2 separate regions of the Homo sapiens genome follow, and region 2 is linked to region 1. Evidence: read pairs that join two places in POLR2A ChIA-PET (ENCODE). Cell type or tissue: OCI-LY7. All regions are shown on one strand. Each heading gives the region's core, and the rest is flanking DNA. Links, peaks and the distances in the headings are about the cores only.

What was found. Peaks named below come from ENCODE experiments on the same cell type or tissue, not always from the same donor. Only the 100,000 strongest peaks of a DNase experiment are listed, where the experiment ranks them.
Region 2: POLR2A ChIA-PET joins it to region 1 with 5 read pairs; 6 of 35 experiments call an interaction of 5 or more read pairs at or near these places.

Annotation. Positions count from the first base shown.
Region 1 is chr14:89,405,503-89,413,364 of GRCh38, forward strand. It overlaps FOXN3 (forkhead box N3), which reads right to left. Exons shown (of 6, transcript NM_005197.4): 2 at 6,432-6,988. The coding sequence starts at 6,974. Among named protein-coding and RNA genes, the nearest start is that of FOXN3, 7.8 kb to the right of the region's middle. In OCI-LY7, for the core only: no CTCF peak of the experiment used is centred there; a DNase peak (open chromatin) is centred at 4,596; H3K4me3 peaks cover 1,358 bases; H3K27ac peaks cover 1,373 bases.
Region 2 is chr14:89,312,268-89,320,129 of GRCh38, forward strand. The region is part of intron 3 of FOXN3 (forkhead box N3); the gene reads right to left. Among named protein-coding and RNA genes, the nearest start is that of FOXN3-AS3, 34 kb to the right of the region's middle. In OCI-LY7, for the core only: no CTCF peak of the experiment used is centred there; no DNase peak of the experiment used is centred there.

The DNA of each region.
Region 1 (7,862 bases), core at 3,319-5,818:
AGCAAATTAGAGACAATTTGTATCAACAGTGTACACGCAGGGAGAAAAGCTTCCTCACTTGGCTCTGATGCCACTGAAGGGGTCCTATGAGGCAGGGGGCTCAGGATGGAGCCTGGAAACCGGAAGCTGAGCAGACAGTTGTGTGCTCTGTGCAGATGCAAGAACTTTACATGTGCTGACAATTGAGCCCCATCTCAACGGTACAAAAATATACTCTGTATTTGCCTTTCTCTATCCTGTGCCCCCAGAGTTAATTCTGGGTTTATTTGGGTTATTTCAATCCCCTATAACCCATATTCACAGGATATTTAAAGGAAGCACAGAGAGATCATCTACAATGTCTGCTATACTGAGAAGGCCTAGGCAAGCACCAGGGGTAAGCACATGCCCTTCAGAATTGGAGGGAATCGGGCCAAGCATGGTGGCTCACAATTGGGAGGATTACTTGAGGACAGGAGTTCAAGACCAGACTGGGCGACACAGCAAGACCCCACCTTTACTAAAAATATATTATTTCTGGAGACAGGATCTAGCTCTGTCACCAGGCGATCTTCCCAACTCAGCCTCCTGAGTAGCCGGGACTACAGGTGCGTGCCACAATGCCCAGCTAATTTTTTTATCTTTTGCAGAGATGCAGTTTCATCATGTTGCCTAGGCTGGTCTCAAACTCCTGGGCTCAAGTCATCTGCTTGCCTCGGCCTCCCAAAGTGCTGGAATTACAGGTATGAGCCACAGTGCGCAGCCCTACAAAAAAAAAAAATCTTGAAATTAGCTGGATGTGGTGGCATGCACCTGTATTCTCAGCTACTTGGGAGGCTGAGTCAGGAGGATCACTTGAGCCCAGGAGTTCAAGGTTTCAGTGAGCTATGATCATGCCAGTGTACTCCAGCCTGTGTGACAGAGACCCTGTCTCAAAAATAAATTAAATCAATAATTTTTAAAAAGTTGGAAGGAATTAGGTTCCTTCCAATTAGGTTCCTAGTAAGTTCTGCACTTGCTAGCTGTGCAACTTCTAGCAAGTTACTTAACCACTCAGAGCTTAACTCATCATCTATTTTAAGAAAGAAAATAATAGGGCCTACTTCATAGGGTTTAGTGAGGAAGAAATCAGATACTGCATATGGAAAGCACAAAGCAAGCATGCCTATATTTATAAGCTAAAATTGTATTTAAAGCACTCAGCTCTGGATATAATAAACATACTTTTGTACAGTGTTTCCTTTATAAACCCTTTGATGACAATGTTTTTTGTTCAAGTAGCAAGAGGAAAGGTTAAAAAAAAAAGGCACAGAAATAGAAATACACACATACCTTATAATCCAGTCTGGAAAAAAATAACTGCATTCTACTTCTCATTTACAAGTACTCAGAGAGGTTAGTACATGCTAATCTTACACTCCTAAGTAAGACCTGTATTTAGGGAGTGTAAAACTTAATCCCAGACATTAAAACTCTACCTTAATTGATTTAGGCACAGATCATCCATAGACGAAATGAAAAAAAAAAAAAAAAAACTAATGAGAAATTTTATAGAGTAGGGAACAGTGACCTCATGTGAACCCATGGCTCAATCTCAGCTTCCCCAAGAGGGGGATGACCAGGCTTCTGGAAGTGATATATCCAGAATGTGACCCAGACGTTCGTACTTCCTTCCATTTGACAGGAAATAGAAGGAGAGAGAGAAGCAAGTTACACGAAATCACAAGGAAGTAAACAGAATGCAAGTACTCTATAGTGTAAGCCATGGGTCTCTTTTAACAGGGAAGGGAATGAAAAAGGAAAGAGGGCATAGGAGTGCTGCAGACTGACACAGACAGGAAACATCACAAAAGGCACTGCAGGAACCACATTTGGACCCTAATTCAAACAAACATTTTGTAAACAGGGATATCTGAATATGGACCTGGCATTAGGCAACACCAAATAATTGTTCATTTTGTTAGGGGGGACTTGAGCATGGTTGTTATGTAAGAAACCGTCAATTATTCTTATGTATACCGAAATGTTTGAATTGTAAATGTCATCTGCTTCAAACTACTTCAGCAAGGCTGGGTGCAGCGACTCATGCCTATAATCCACAGCACTGTGGGAGGCTGGGGCAGGAGGATTGCTTGAGGCCAGGAATTTGGGACCAGCCAGGGCAACATGGCGAAACCCCGTTTCTATGAAAAATACAAAAAAAAAAAATTAGCCAGGCATGGTGGTATGTACTTGTAGTCCCCCCTTCGGAGGCTAAGGCTAAGGCTTGAGCATGAGAGTCTGAGGCTGCAATAAGCCATGATTATGCCACTGCGCTCCAGCCTGGTCAACAGAGTGAAACCCTGTCTCAAAACAAAAAACCGAAAAACAACTTCAGAAACAGCGACAACAAAAAAGAATAAATAAAATAAGTGTGACAAACCTTTGTCAACTACTGAATCAGGATGTGTGTTATGGGGGTATATCAAGTCATTATACGATTCTAGTTCTGTGTATGTTTGAAAATTTCCGTGATTCAAAAATAAAAATAAAACTCTTATCTTCTGAAGTCCTTTCAGAGATAAAACGAAAGCCAAGCTGTCTCTTTTGCCCTGACTGACTCATTCATGAGAACATGCTCTTGATGAAATCTCAGCAACTGGAAAGACCTCAAGAGGGCACCTAGTTCAGGGATTCTCAAACCTGGCTCCATGCTGGAAACACCTAGGAAGCTTAGCAGAACTACCAGTTTTCCCCAACCCACCTCACACCTAATGAATCACAATCTCCAGAAAGGGGCCCAAGAAAACGGGAATTTTTTTTTTTTTTGAGACAGGGTCTGGCTCTGTCACCTAGGCTGTATCTCGGCTCACTGCAACCTCCACCTCCCGGGCTCACACCATCCTTCCATCTCAGCCTCCTGAGTAGCTGGGACTACAGGAGTATGCCATCATGCTCAGCCAATTATTTTTGTATTTTTTGTAGAGACATACATGTTGCCCAGGCTGGTCTCAAACTCCTGCACTCAAGCAATCCTCCCGCCTTGGCCTCCCAAAGTGCTGGGATTACAGGTGTGAGTCACCGTGCCCGGCTGGGAATTGTTTTTTAAGTGCCACAGGTGATGTAATCTAGTATGTTCCCTCCCCAACATCCCAGCCAAACAGTTGTCCAGCAGGGTATGTGTTCCAAGCCCTCAGGGACAGGGATCACACAGGATTCCACATTTTCACTGCTACGTCAAGCCTAACCGTATTCTTCACTTTCAGAAGAAAATTAAAAGTGGAATAGCTAATTCACTGCATACAACTTGCAAGGTTTCAATGTTCTCGTTCAATTTAAGGTATTTCTCACCAACCTTCAGGTGCATTTAGTCACTGTGTTGAAGGCAACTTCAGTGTGGGAGCTCCCGCCAAATAAAATCTCATAGGAAAAAACAAGTTTACCCATAGAGCTAAAGGAGCTTTCACTGGGCAGAGTATCAGGGAGAATGCCATAGTAGCATACCCCAAGTGACTGGGCCAGGTCAATGCCCTGGAAGGACCTGGGTGTACCTGAGCATACCTGGGAGCCTGCACCTCTCACAGCAGCCAGCAGCTGGCCTGGGGGAACCCAAGAAAGAGGAGAAAAGTGGAAAAACTCACACCTCTTGCTTTGTTCTCACAGAATCGCAAATGCTGGGAACAAACTCCCAACCACAAAACTGACTGGCATTTGATCAGAAACATGTCAACACAGGTCAGGATGGCTGGGAAGCCAGAACTGAATGTTTCATAACATTAACAATCTCAAGTCTTTAAAACCATTCTCTTTCAACAGGTGATACCTGAATGTATCCGGATTGACAATCTTCATCCCTGGAAAACATGACTCCCAGAATCCAGCGGTGGGGGACGGGGGGGTCGCATGGCGGGAGAACAGCTCCTCCCAGTGTGCCTCAACACAGGGCATCCAACACCCACTTGTCACTCCCAAGGCTGACTGATGAATAATGTTCCCAAGTCTCGCTGCACGCCTTGGCGTTGGTCTTTTCTAACATTTCAGAGTGTGCATTTGCTAAATTACTTCTATGTGCACCGGCATTATGTCAAACACGAAGATTCAAGCATGCAGGAACTTGCAGACTCGTTTTACACCAAACTAAACGCCCTGTTTGTTGCTTTATCACTGCTGTGAGGCTTTGGGGGACCTGAGCAGCACTTTCTTCTCCACGTTCTCAGTCTGGAATTGCTTTTGAAGACTTTCCCTTTCTTGCCACAAAGACCCACCTATACAGAAGCTTTAAATACCACAGACCTGGTTCTTTACAGAGGAGCAATGAATGTCCTCTAAGCTCAAAGAATAATCTTAAAGCACTCAAAAAAAGCCAAGTCCAGAGGTGGCTCTCCAAATGCCCAACCTGAGATACGGAGGGAAGGAGAAAGAGCTTCATGGTCAAGGAAATTCCTCTCCCTGATTAAAGGGGCATACTTTGATGGTTACAGCTACACAAAAATAAGGACCTGGGGAGGAGGGAACCAGAAACTTATGAATATTCAGATCTGCACGCTCGACCCAGGCATCATTTGCACCAGTGATCAAAGTAAATCTCTCCTTAGTGCCCACATCTTTCCTCCCAGGCAACACCCCTCCCCAAGCCCCGCGTCCCCACCCCCCATCTCAAACAGAAACCGAGTGAAGAGCATTTGCACACAAACACGTCCAATTTGAGCAAGGAGCAATACGGTTGGCCACTTCCTGATTCATACTCTCCCATGCCAAAGACAAGGAGAATATTCTCAGGCTCAAGATTCTACTTGAAATGGTGACATGTTGCCAGAGAGAAAGAAATTGAAGGCCCCAGCCCCGCACAGCCACTGATCCCACACAACAGTGGTCCTGCGCCCGAACCTGAACTTCAAAAAGAGGGAGAACCAGCACCCCAGCTGCACACAGCAGCATTATTAACACAACACACAAAGCGGGAAAACACAGTCACATGAAAACTTAGTGGAAGGAACTTTCTCTGGCAATTTATCTTAACCGCGGCTGCATTACTTTTCAGGGCTCAAAGTCAGATCACAATTTTGTTTTCCACTTCTTAACAGCTGCCCAATTTCTACGAAACCTATTATGTTCCTTAAAACAAAAATAGGCCAGGCGTGGTGGCTCATGCCTGTAATCCCAGCACTTTGGGAGGCCGAGGTGGCTGAATCACTTGAGCCCTGAAGTTTGAGACCAGCCTGGGCAGCATGGTGAGACACCATCTCTACAAAAAGTATAAAAATTAGCAGGGTGTAGTGGCACACACCTGTGCTCCCAGCTTGTTCGAAGGCTGAGATGCGAGGATCACTCAAGCCCAGGAGGTCAAAGCTGCAGTGGGCAGTGATCACACCATTGCACTCCAGCCTGGGTGACAGAGCAAGACCCTGGTCCCAAAAAAAAAGAGGAAAAAAAAGAAAAAAGAAAAAAGAAAGAAAAAGAAAGCAAATTATTAAAACCGTCTTCTTTTCACTGACCATGAAGTACAAACTATGGCTTTAAAGCAGGGGTCCCCAACCTGGGGCCATGTACCAATCAGTGGTCTGTTAGGAACGGGGCTGCACAGCAGGAGGTCAGCATTGCCACCTGAGCTCCACCTCCTGTCAGATCAGCGGTGGCATTAGATTCTCATAGGAGCACAAACCCTACTGTGAACTGTGTATGCAACGGATCTAGGTTGCGTGCTTCTTATGAGAATCTAATGACTGATGATCTGAAGTAGAACAGTTTCATACCAAAACCATCCCCCTTGGCTCTCCACAAAATGGGTCCCTAGTGCCAAAAACATTGGGGACCTCTGCTTTAAAGTCAATATTAAACTTTTTAAAAGTCAGTCTCTAATGGGACCCTCACTCTGAGCCGGGAATTTCAAAGTTGTCACTTATACAGACACCAGATTTCATGACAGTCACCTGGGCAACTCATGTCTGTTTAGTCTGCGAGCGTAAGTATACTCAAGTCTCTTCTCAATGTTCATCACTGTCCACTTATGCCAGAACACTGGAGAAATTTCCCTTCTCCTAGTTCATATTCAGGGAAAAAAAGAAACACCATTTTTCTCTAGCCCATGGTGGCAGTGTATATACACACACATACTTCACGGTTAATGGCTGTCCTTGGAATACTGACCTTTGTTAAGACCCTAAAACCAAAGTGACCCATCCACACTGAGGGATGTTAACTGAGAACTAATCAATTCTGTAAACCACTGTTTTATCTTTATGGAAACCCTATCAGTGGGAAACTCTCAAATAGTACAAATGCTAATAAACAGTACATAACTAATAGGCTTAGGGAAAGGAAATTCTTTAAAATTATCTAAATGAATTAAATAGACTAAAACCCACTTACAACTGCTACTTCAATGTGGTGAATAGAAATTCATTTTTAATAGAGAAAAATTTTAAATTAAAAAAAAAAAAAGAAAACCTTGGGTTCCAGACACAGAGGCTTACCTGACTCCTCTCTTTGTCCACTTTCTTAAAACACTTATTCAATGATAAATTGTGTCTCACTGAGTTTTTCCACCCAGTAGGTGCATTTGCAAAATACGGAAAATGTTCCAAGATCCAGTTGTAGATATCCTTCACTGGCAGGCGCTTGGTTGGAGAGTCCTCGATGGCCATAAATATGAGGCAGCTGAAGGAGTAGGGGGGTTTGCAGTTGGGGTTCTGCCTGGCATCGTAGGGCATGTCAGAGTGGGCAGGGGATGGGGGGGTGTCATCGTCCAGGTCCTGGACGGGGCTGACACTCCTGAGGACCGACTCCCCAAAGCTCTTCAGCAAGTTCTTGCTCTCGTGCAGCCAGTTCAGGTTGGTCAGCTCTTCATCTTCCATGGCCCCCTCTTCTAATCGGATGTCAGGCAGAGAAAAGTCGAGGTCATCGTCTTCCTGAAGGGCCTTGGAGAAACCGCTGCCCCCGTAACACTGACTCAGTCCACTGGAGACACTAATTCCTGAGCTTTCTGGCTTCTTACTGGGAGGCATGACTGGACCCATTTACGTGAAGGCTCCTAGTAAAGACATCACAAAGAAATGATGAGCTGGCGAGGCCCAAAACAGAAAGGCAGACTGTACCCCTCTGATCCTGTTGCCTCCCTCTGCCGCCTCTATGGAACCCCTGCTACACAGGAACACCACCTTGTGACTCCCACACTAAGCAACACAATCCCACAATTCCACCACAGAGAGATAGGCTGATGAGAAAAATCAGCCCGCCATTCATATAGCAAGGTGACCTGATGCCCCTTAAATAAAATAAGACCAGTAACACCGGCCAGGCACGGTGGCTCACGCCTGTAATCCCAGCACTTTGGGAGGCTGAGGCGGGACGATTGCTTGAGACCAGGAGACCAGTTTTAAAGTACGTTAAATTTTACTGTGAATTATTTTTTCTTCCAGAACAGAAGAAAAGCAAGTAACTTCAGGTACCACACAGAATACATGGGAATGTAAGATAAGCCATTAACTGAAATTAGAGCTGGTGAAAAAAGTCAGGAGAGCAACTGCCAGTTTCAAGACAGCAAATTCAATTCAATTCAACAAAACATGCCATAGAATTCTATCCCTCCACCCCGACCCACCACCATCCCCATTTTTATCAATGACCTAGAACACGGAGTAAAATAACATCTGATGAGAAAAGAAAACGAGGAGGTGGTACGTTTACAAACAGAATGACCCCTACAGACACAAAGCATGTTCAACCCTCCAGCACCCAACGTAACACAGAAAGAACAGTAAAGATAACCAAAAAGGTCTCCCACTCTCCGTAGCGCTAAAACAATATGCTTGGTTTAAAACTGTTAGGTTTTAATTCCCCCCACAAACGAACAGTAAGAAAATCAAGCATCTACCTAGAAAACAAATGAACAGGCTGGGCATGGT
Region 2 (7,862 bases), core at 1,790-4,289, 95 kb before region 1:
GAGCAAGACTCGGTCTCAAAAAAAAAAAAAAAAAGAAGCCAAGGCCCTCGGACTAAAAACTGGGCCTTAAGAGAAGAATACAGCTGGCCAATCCACACGGGCAAGGGTGTCAGCCTCAGCAATTGTAAAAGTAAGGAAAATCAAGCCAAAAAAAAATCTCTATCAATTGGATTAGCAGATACTTAAAAAACTGACAAGACCCAGGGATGACAGGAGAACAGTCAAATATAATATCACAGGACATCTAAGTTGATATAACTTGGAGAAGGGGTAGGGAAAGAAACTGGGATAAATATGTCTATCTCCTTGGTCCATAAATTCAGCTTCTAGGAATTAAACTTTACATTCTACAGCCCACCAATAAAAGGACTCGGGCTTTAATACTGGACAGACCTGAGTGTGTCTTACAATCCCACCACACCTTGCTAGCTGGTAGACCCTGGGAAAGTTACTTGTAGAGTAGATATATACTACTAGCCCCTACAACATTGGACTGTTAGAACTGCATTTATGTACTTAGCATAGCACCAGGCCTAAAGACAGGACCACAGAGGTTATGAGCACTCGCAGTGATACCTCAACCCATATCCTCTGTGTTAGAGGCTGCCCCCACTACCGACTGCCCTGTAAGCTCACAACCACCACCTTCTACAGAAATCCTTTTCGCTGAAGGTCTCAAGAGGCCTGGGATTACAAGATAAATGACTGATAGTACAAAAGCCCTGTCGCTTTGTCCCAAAGAGGACAACTCTAGAACAGTCCCTCAGCAAATCACTCACAACCAAGTCCCTGTCTCAGATTCTGCTTCTAGAGAATCCAGCCTAAGACCCAACTGTTAGGATTTTTATTACCAGGCAAGGGTGCAAAGGTCTAAGTCTCTGCATGTTTACTGAGGCATAACATAAAGAAATGGAAAACAACCAAAATGTCCAGCCACAAACAGATGAATCCATACAAGGGGACATTGCACACATAGTAAAAAAAGAGTACTGTGTATCCATATGAACTGACAAGACTGCCGGGCGCAGCGGCTCACACCTGTAATCCCAGCACTTTGAGAGGCAGGGGATCACTTGAGGTTAGGAGTTCAAGACCAGCCTGGCCAACATGGTGAAACCCCTTCTCTCCTAAAATACGAAAATTAGCTGGGCGTGGTGGCGCATGCCCGTAATCCCAGCTATTCGGGAGGCTGAAGCAGGGGAATCGCTTGAACCTGGGAGGAGAAGGTTGCAGTGAGCCGAGATCATGGCACTGCATCCAGCCTGGGCAACAGAGCAAGATGCTGTCTTAAAAAAAAAAAAAAAGAATTGACAAGAGACGAAGTCCATGTATACTACTGTATGACGCAGCACATGCAGTATGAGCTCAGGCACAAGTAAAGTTTGTGTGGGTAAAGTCACATGTGAAAAGATATTCCAATACCAATGTCCACAGCAGCAGCAGTATTCACAGTAGCAACCCAAATGTCCCTCGATGGCGAATGGATAAACAAAATGTGGTATTATACATACATACAAGAGAGTATTACTCAGCCTTGAAAGGGGCAAAAGTACTGATACATGCTACAACATGGATGAATCTTGGGGACACTGCGCTAAGTGAAAGAAGCCAGTCACAAAAGGACAAACACTATATTATTCCATATATATGAGGTACCCAGAGTAGTCAAATTCGTAGAAACAGAAAGTAGAATGGTGGTTGCCCAGAGCTGGAGAGAGGGGGAAAGGGGGAGTTGGAGAGTATCAGTTTTGCAGAAAGTTCTAGAGATTGGTTGCACAACAGTGTGAATATACTTAACCCTACTGAACTATACTTAAAAGTGATTAAAAGTACATTTTACATTATGGGTATTTTACCACAATTAAGAATTAAAAAGAAAATTTTAAAAATTTTTCTTAAAATGTAACAACACAGAAGTAGGGATACTTTTATTCAGTTCTTTAAACTGTTTTATTGTTTGACCATTCTACATGAGTATATATTGACTTAATAATTAGAAAATACAATAAGCTATTTTAATTCTGGGAAAATACTAATACACTACAAAACGATAAATATTTTACTACACTAGGCTGGTAATCTAAGTCATTCAGGAGTGTGGGTCTTTGGCAGTGAGTGTTTACTTGTTTTTAATAGTGTATAAATTTAACTCTGGTCACTTGTTTTGTCAGCTTCATTTCTTATCTCAGCTCAACCAAAAGAACTTAAATGACATCATCAGTCATTGTTCTGTGACCATTAAAATGTCTAGGTTAATTCCAGAAAAACTGTCAACTAAAGATACTTTTAGAAAATTCCTCTTCCAGATTTTCTTGATTCATTCATTCAACAAAGACTTCTTAAGTGCTTAATAAGTGTCGTGCAACACACAAAGTCTTAGGGACACCATGGTGGCCAAGATGAGCTCAGTTTGTGGATCTCAAACTGGGAAAAGACAGACATGAGATGGACAGGGTGGTGTGGAGCTCTGCTTGTGTTTCCCTACTAGGCCACACGTGTATGCACAAACATACAGACACAGTCACTGAAGCCATCTTTCTCAATGATGTTGATGTTAGCTAACCGAGAACCTTCAAAAATCCCAACAGAGTAAGAGATTTTCAGTGACCAAGACAGTTGAATTTGCTTAATCTGAGACACTCTCATAAACTCAGCCTAAAAGAATGGAAATTTCTTTCTTGCTCAAATTTAATTACTCTTCACGGCTTGCAATAAAGGTCACCTCCCCAGTAATCATGTCTCAGAAAGCCTAGTCATCTCCTTGAATTATTTTCCTAAATGCACTTGATAGATGTTCTTTGATACCAGATCAGCCCCCTCCATATCACCTGGCTCAGACAAACAAAGAGAAGGGGGTGATAAATGTGTCTTTGATGCCCAGGGCCCAGCATCATTCTAGGGCACAAAGACCATCGATCCTTTTTATTCCTTCTCCTACTCATTCTAGACTCTAAATCCAAACACCTTTCTGATCTTAAAATCATTTCCTGAATTATTGTCTCTTGGTGCAGCATCACACAGCAATATCTTGATGAGATAGCACAAATAATTGCTAAATAAAATCTTTAACGTCGGCATAACCCTGAAAGGATATACAGTGAAAATAAGATCGTTACAACGAGGATGAAGCCAGGCGTCAATAGTCCATCAGCTCACCCTTCCACTTGCACAGGAGATCAAAGGCAAGGGCAGCAAACCCAACTAACGAATCTGGGTGTCCAGTCTCGTAGGCATGTCTTTGATTCTCCCCCTTCCCCGAACTCTCCTCCATGGCTTTGCTGTCCTCAGAATGTTGTCCACAGCACGGTTAGAGGAACAAAGAACAGGCAGACCCCAGAATTGCTGTCGAACAGAATGAATATGCAGCTCAGACTCAGGGCAGGCTGAGAAAACTGCAGGGAATTTTAGATGTCACTCTGCCGAAAGATCTGCGTGGGCTATATTGCATACCAGCTCTGAGTTCCTTTTCTAGCATTAACATCAGATTTGTGCTGATCCAGCCATATTCTCCTGGTGGCTCCTGTGGGACTGAGTGCCCATCAATCTGTGAGCCAGATGGCTTAAGCTTATGTGTAGCTGCTGGTCACAGAGGGAAGTGGGGCTAAAGGGGCCCATGCAGATGGTGAGTGGAGCTCTCTAACCACTGGCTGCATCTATCCCAGGCAACTCTCTAAAGAATGATGCTGCTTTCCCTTCTCCCAAGATCCTAGATAAACTCCTTGTTATAAACTACTGCAGCAATGGCCCATGACAATCATGCTTTCCTGTACCCACACCCTCCTGTGGTCCCCGCCAAAAGGAATCTGGCTTGGCCTCTTGACTTGCTACAGCCAATAGGACATTAGCAAATATGACACAAGGAGAAACTGTTGCGTATTGTGTATTGGGGCTTGCTTTCTCTTGTTGCTGGGAACCCTTCTGCCATCAAGTGAAAAAGCTTGGAATCGCTTCCTGAAGGATGTGAGACCCCACAGAGACAGGCCCCAGCTGTCCCAGACATCCCAGCTGAGGTCCAAATATACAAGGGAGCCCAGCTAACACCACAAGGAATAGAGATGAGCCATTCAAGCTGAGCCAACATACAGAACTGCTGAGCAAACAATGATTCTTCTTCTTCTTCTTTTTTGAGTCTCACTCTGTCACCAAGGCTAGATCATGGCTCACTGCAGCCTCGACCTCCCAGGCTCAAGCAATCCTCCTACCTCAGTCTCCTGAATAGTTAGGACTACAGACACGTGTCACCATGTCCAACTACTTTTTTTTTTTTTTTTAATATAGAGATGGAGTCTCATTATGTTGCCCAGACTGGTCTCGAACTCCTGGGCTCAAGTGATCCTCTCACCTCAGCCTCCCAAAGTGCTGGGATTACAGGCATGAGCCACTGCGCCCAGCCTATGATGAATTTTTTTTTTTTTTGAGATGGAGTCTTGCTCTGTCACCCAGGCTGGAGTGCAATGGTGCGATCTTGGCTCACTGCAACCTCCACCTCCCAGGTTCAAGTGATTCTCCTGCCTCAGCCTCCCGAGTAGCTAGATTACAGGGGCCTATCACCACGCCTGGCTACTTTTTGTATTTTTAGTAGAGACGGGGTTTCGCCATGTTGGCCAAGCTGGTTTTGAACTCCTGACCTCAGGTGATCTGCCAGCCTTGGCCTCCCAAAGTGCTGGGATTACAGGAGTGAGCCACCACACCCGGCCACCAATGATGATTCTTTTAAGCCATTAATTTGAGGTGTTTGATCAGCAGCAGGAGCTAACTCATATAACATTCTATGCAGTAGAACCTGCACCACAAAGCAGGATTTCAAGACTGCAATTGGCTTCAAGATGTAGTTTGACAGGTGACTTTAGTGGGTACCTAATGCAAAAAAACAAAAAATAAGTAAAACAGTAAAAGCAATTGACAATACTTTATAAAGCCTGGCCTCTGACAGTGAGTGAGGAAGCTCATAGGATGAAATCATCTGCACATGGCACAGCTGTTTTACATTCAACAGCAGCTCACTCAAGGTAACTCTTCCTACCAGCTCAGTGATGCCAGCTTCAGGAACAGCCACCCCACTTCCTGCGATGTTTTAGAAGGCAAGAGTTCTGGGTGTTAGTGCTGGAGCTGACAGGTAAATGTCCTCTGAGAGTTCCTTCTACCTCTGAGAGCCAGGAAGAAATCTAGACACCCTGGAGGGAATCACTCAGAAATCATTAGACAGTCATTGTACTTCTGAAAGTGCCTGTTTCCTGTTAAGCAGCTCAAAATGTCACCTGAGGGAAAGGCAAATTTCAGCAGGGGTAAAGTGTAGGGTCCCGCAGGAAGACTTCACTTATACGACTGTCTCTTAGAAGCACACCGGATCCTGACACTCCTCTTTCTCTGTGGGATCTGAAATGGTGACAAATAGGAGTTTGGCACCTTTGATTGCAACAATTGAACCTACCTCCTTTCCCCCCCCATAGAAATCCCTCCTTTCCCTGAACCTCTTATGGTACCAGTTCGGGGCCTGTTAGGAACCGGCTGCACAGCAGGAGGTGAGCGGCAGGCGAGCAGGCATTACTGCCTGACTTCGCCTCCCTCCTGTCCCATCAGCTGCAGCATTAGATTCTCATAGGAGTGCAAACCCTACTGTGAACTGCACATGTGAGGGATCTAGGATGCGCGCTCCTTATGGGAATCTAACTAATGCCTGATCCAAGGTGGAACAGTTTCATCCCAAAACTATGTCCCCTACCACTGAAAAACTGTCTTCCATGAAACCACTCCCTGGTGCCAAAAAGGTTGGGGACTGCTATATTAGGGCATCTTATATCCCCCAACTAGCCAGTAAGTTTCTTTAGAGTAGTAACTATGTTTTAATCTTCCCTCCTTCCCTCCCTTTTTCTTTTCTTTCTTCTTCTTCTTCTCTTTTTTTTTTTTTGAGGCGGAGTTTCACTCATGTTGCCCAGGCTGGAGTGCAATGGCGTGATCTCAGCTCACTGCAACCTCCACCTGCCAGATTCAAGTGATTCTCTTGCTTCAGCCACCCAAGTAGCTGGGATTACAGGTGCCCACCACCATGCCCAGCTAATTTTTGTATTTTTAGTAGAGATGGAGTTTCACCATGTTGACCAGGCTGGTCTCAAACTCCCGACCTCAGGTGATCCACCCATCTCAGCCTCCCACAGTACTGGGATTACAGGTGTGAGCCAACACACCCGGCCCCTTTTTCTTTCTCTCATTCATTGATTCAGCAATTGGTTATTAAAAAGCTACAGCCAGGCACAATACAGGAAGCAGCTCACAGCCCAGAGGGGAGAATGCCAAGAAATAATTATAAAACATAATCTTGGCTAACCGTTATCAAGCACCTTTTATGTGTCAGGCTGTGTTCTAAGGATTTTAAATGTTCACTCATTTAATCCTTGCATCAACCCTATGAGAAAGGCAGTGTTTTTATCCTCAGATACAGACAAGGACACTAATGCACAGACAGGTGATATAGCCTGGTTGTGCGCAGCAGTGACTGGTGGAGCTGACCACTCAAATCCGGGTTCTCCCTGCCTTCCTGCACCGTGGCCAGATGAAGCCGCCGACCCGATGCATCTGTATTCTATTTCATGGGCAATGTCAACTCAACCTAGGTTTTGGACTAAACAATGGTTACATCAAAGACGGGCTGGAATGGAGAACGGAGGCAGAAACACCAGACAGAGAAGCTATTGCAGGGAGTGTGAAGATGAGGTGCTGAGGGCCCAGACTGGGCCAACAGGAAAGGCCACCAGGGGCCTGGGCCCAAGAGGACACTTCTGAGACAAAATCAATAGGATGTTGGTACCTGAGTCAAGGGAAGAATCAAAGACAATTCTGAGTTGCTGACTTTGGATACTGGGTTGTACTGGGGTGAAGAGAAAGACCTGAGGAGGCAGGAAAATTCAAGAGGCAGAACAGCTTTGGAAGGTATGTGAGGGGTCACCAAGACCACCCCCAGTGAGTCACTAGGAGGACTCACAGGACACAGCGTACAGTCATGCTCATGGCTATGATTTATTTCAGCAAAAGGATATGAAGCACAAATAGCAGAGGGAAAAGGTGCATGGGGGTGAAGTCCAGAGGAACCCAGATGCAAGCCCCCACCCAGGAAAGTCACACAGAATGCACTTGCTTCCCCAGCTACACATCCTGCCAGCACACATGAAGTGCTGTTTGCAAGGGAAGAGCCTCAGAGCCTCAGTGCCCAAGATTTTTACTGGGGACTCTTCAGGTAGACACCCTATGCCTAGAGCACACCAAAATGTCAGACTTCTTCCACCAACCACAGTGTTTCCACAAACGATGCAGGCACCAGGAGCCCCACTTCTAGGTCTGGGAGTGCTGAGAACCCTCCTGAAATCCAAATTTGCAGACACCAACCAAGGGCTAACCTTGCAAGCAGAACTTTCTAAGGAGAGAACCCTCAGACTTGCTATGTTCAATCTTCTGCACTGGAGGAAATGATGTAGCTCCATTTTATACATGGGATGTCTTACACGCAACATCCAAGTGCTCAGATTTTATACAAGATAGTAATCCTTGAGTAATGTTCAGATGATTAAACTTGAGTCAATACTTTTCTCATATTTGAATATAACATCAAAAATAAACAACATATTACAAATCACCAACCAGGGCTAATAGGTCTCGAGGTTGCTGGTACTTCCCTTGCCATCCAGTAAGAGCGGAAGCTCAAGGATGACGCTTTGCATTTCATTACTAAGACAGGTAAACATCAGATCTGCTGCAGAATCAAACACAATTAAAACTTTAATTAACTGAAACCTAACTAGCCCCCAACTTCAAATAAAAAACATTTGCGGGCAGCCGGGAAGGGGAAGATAGAGGTTACAGTACTTCAT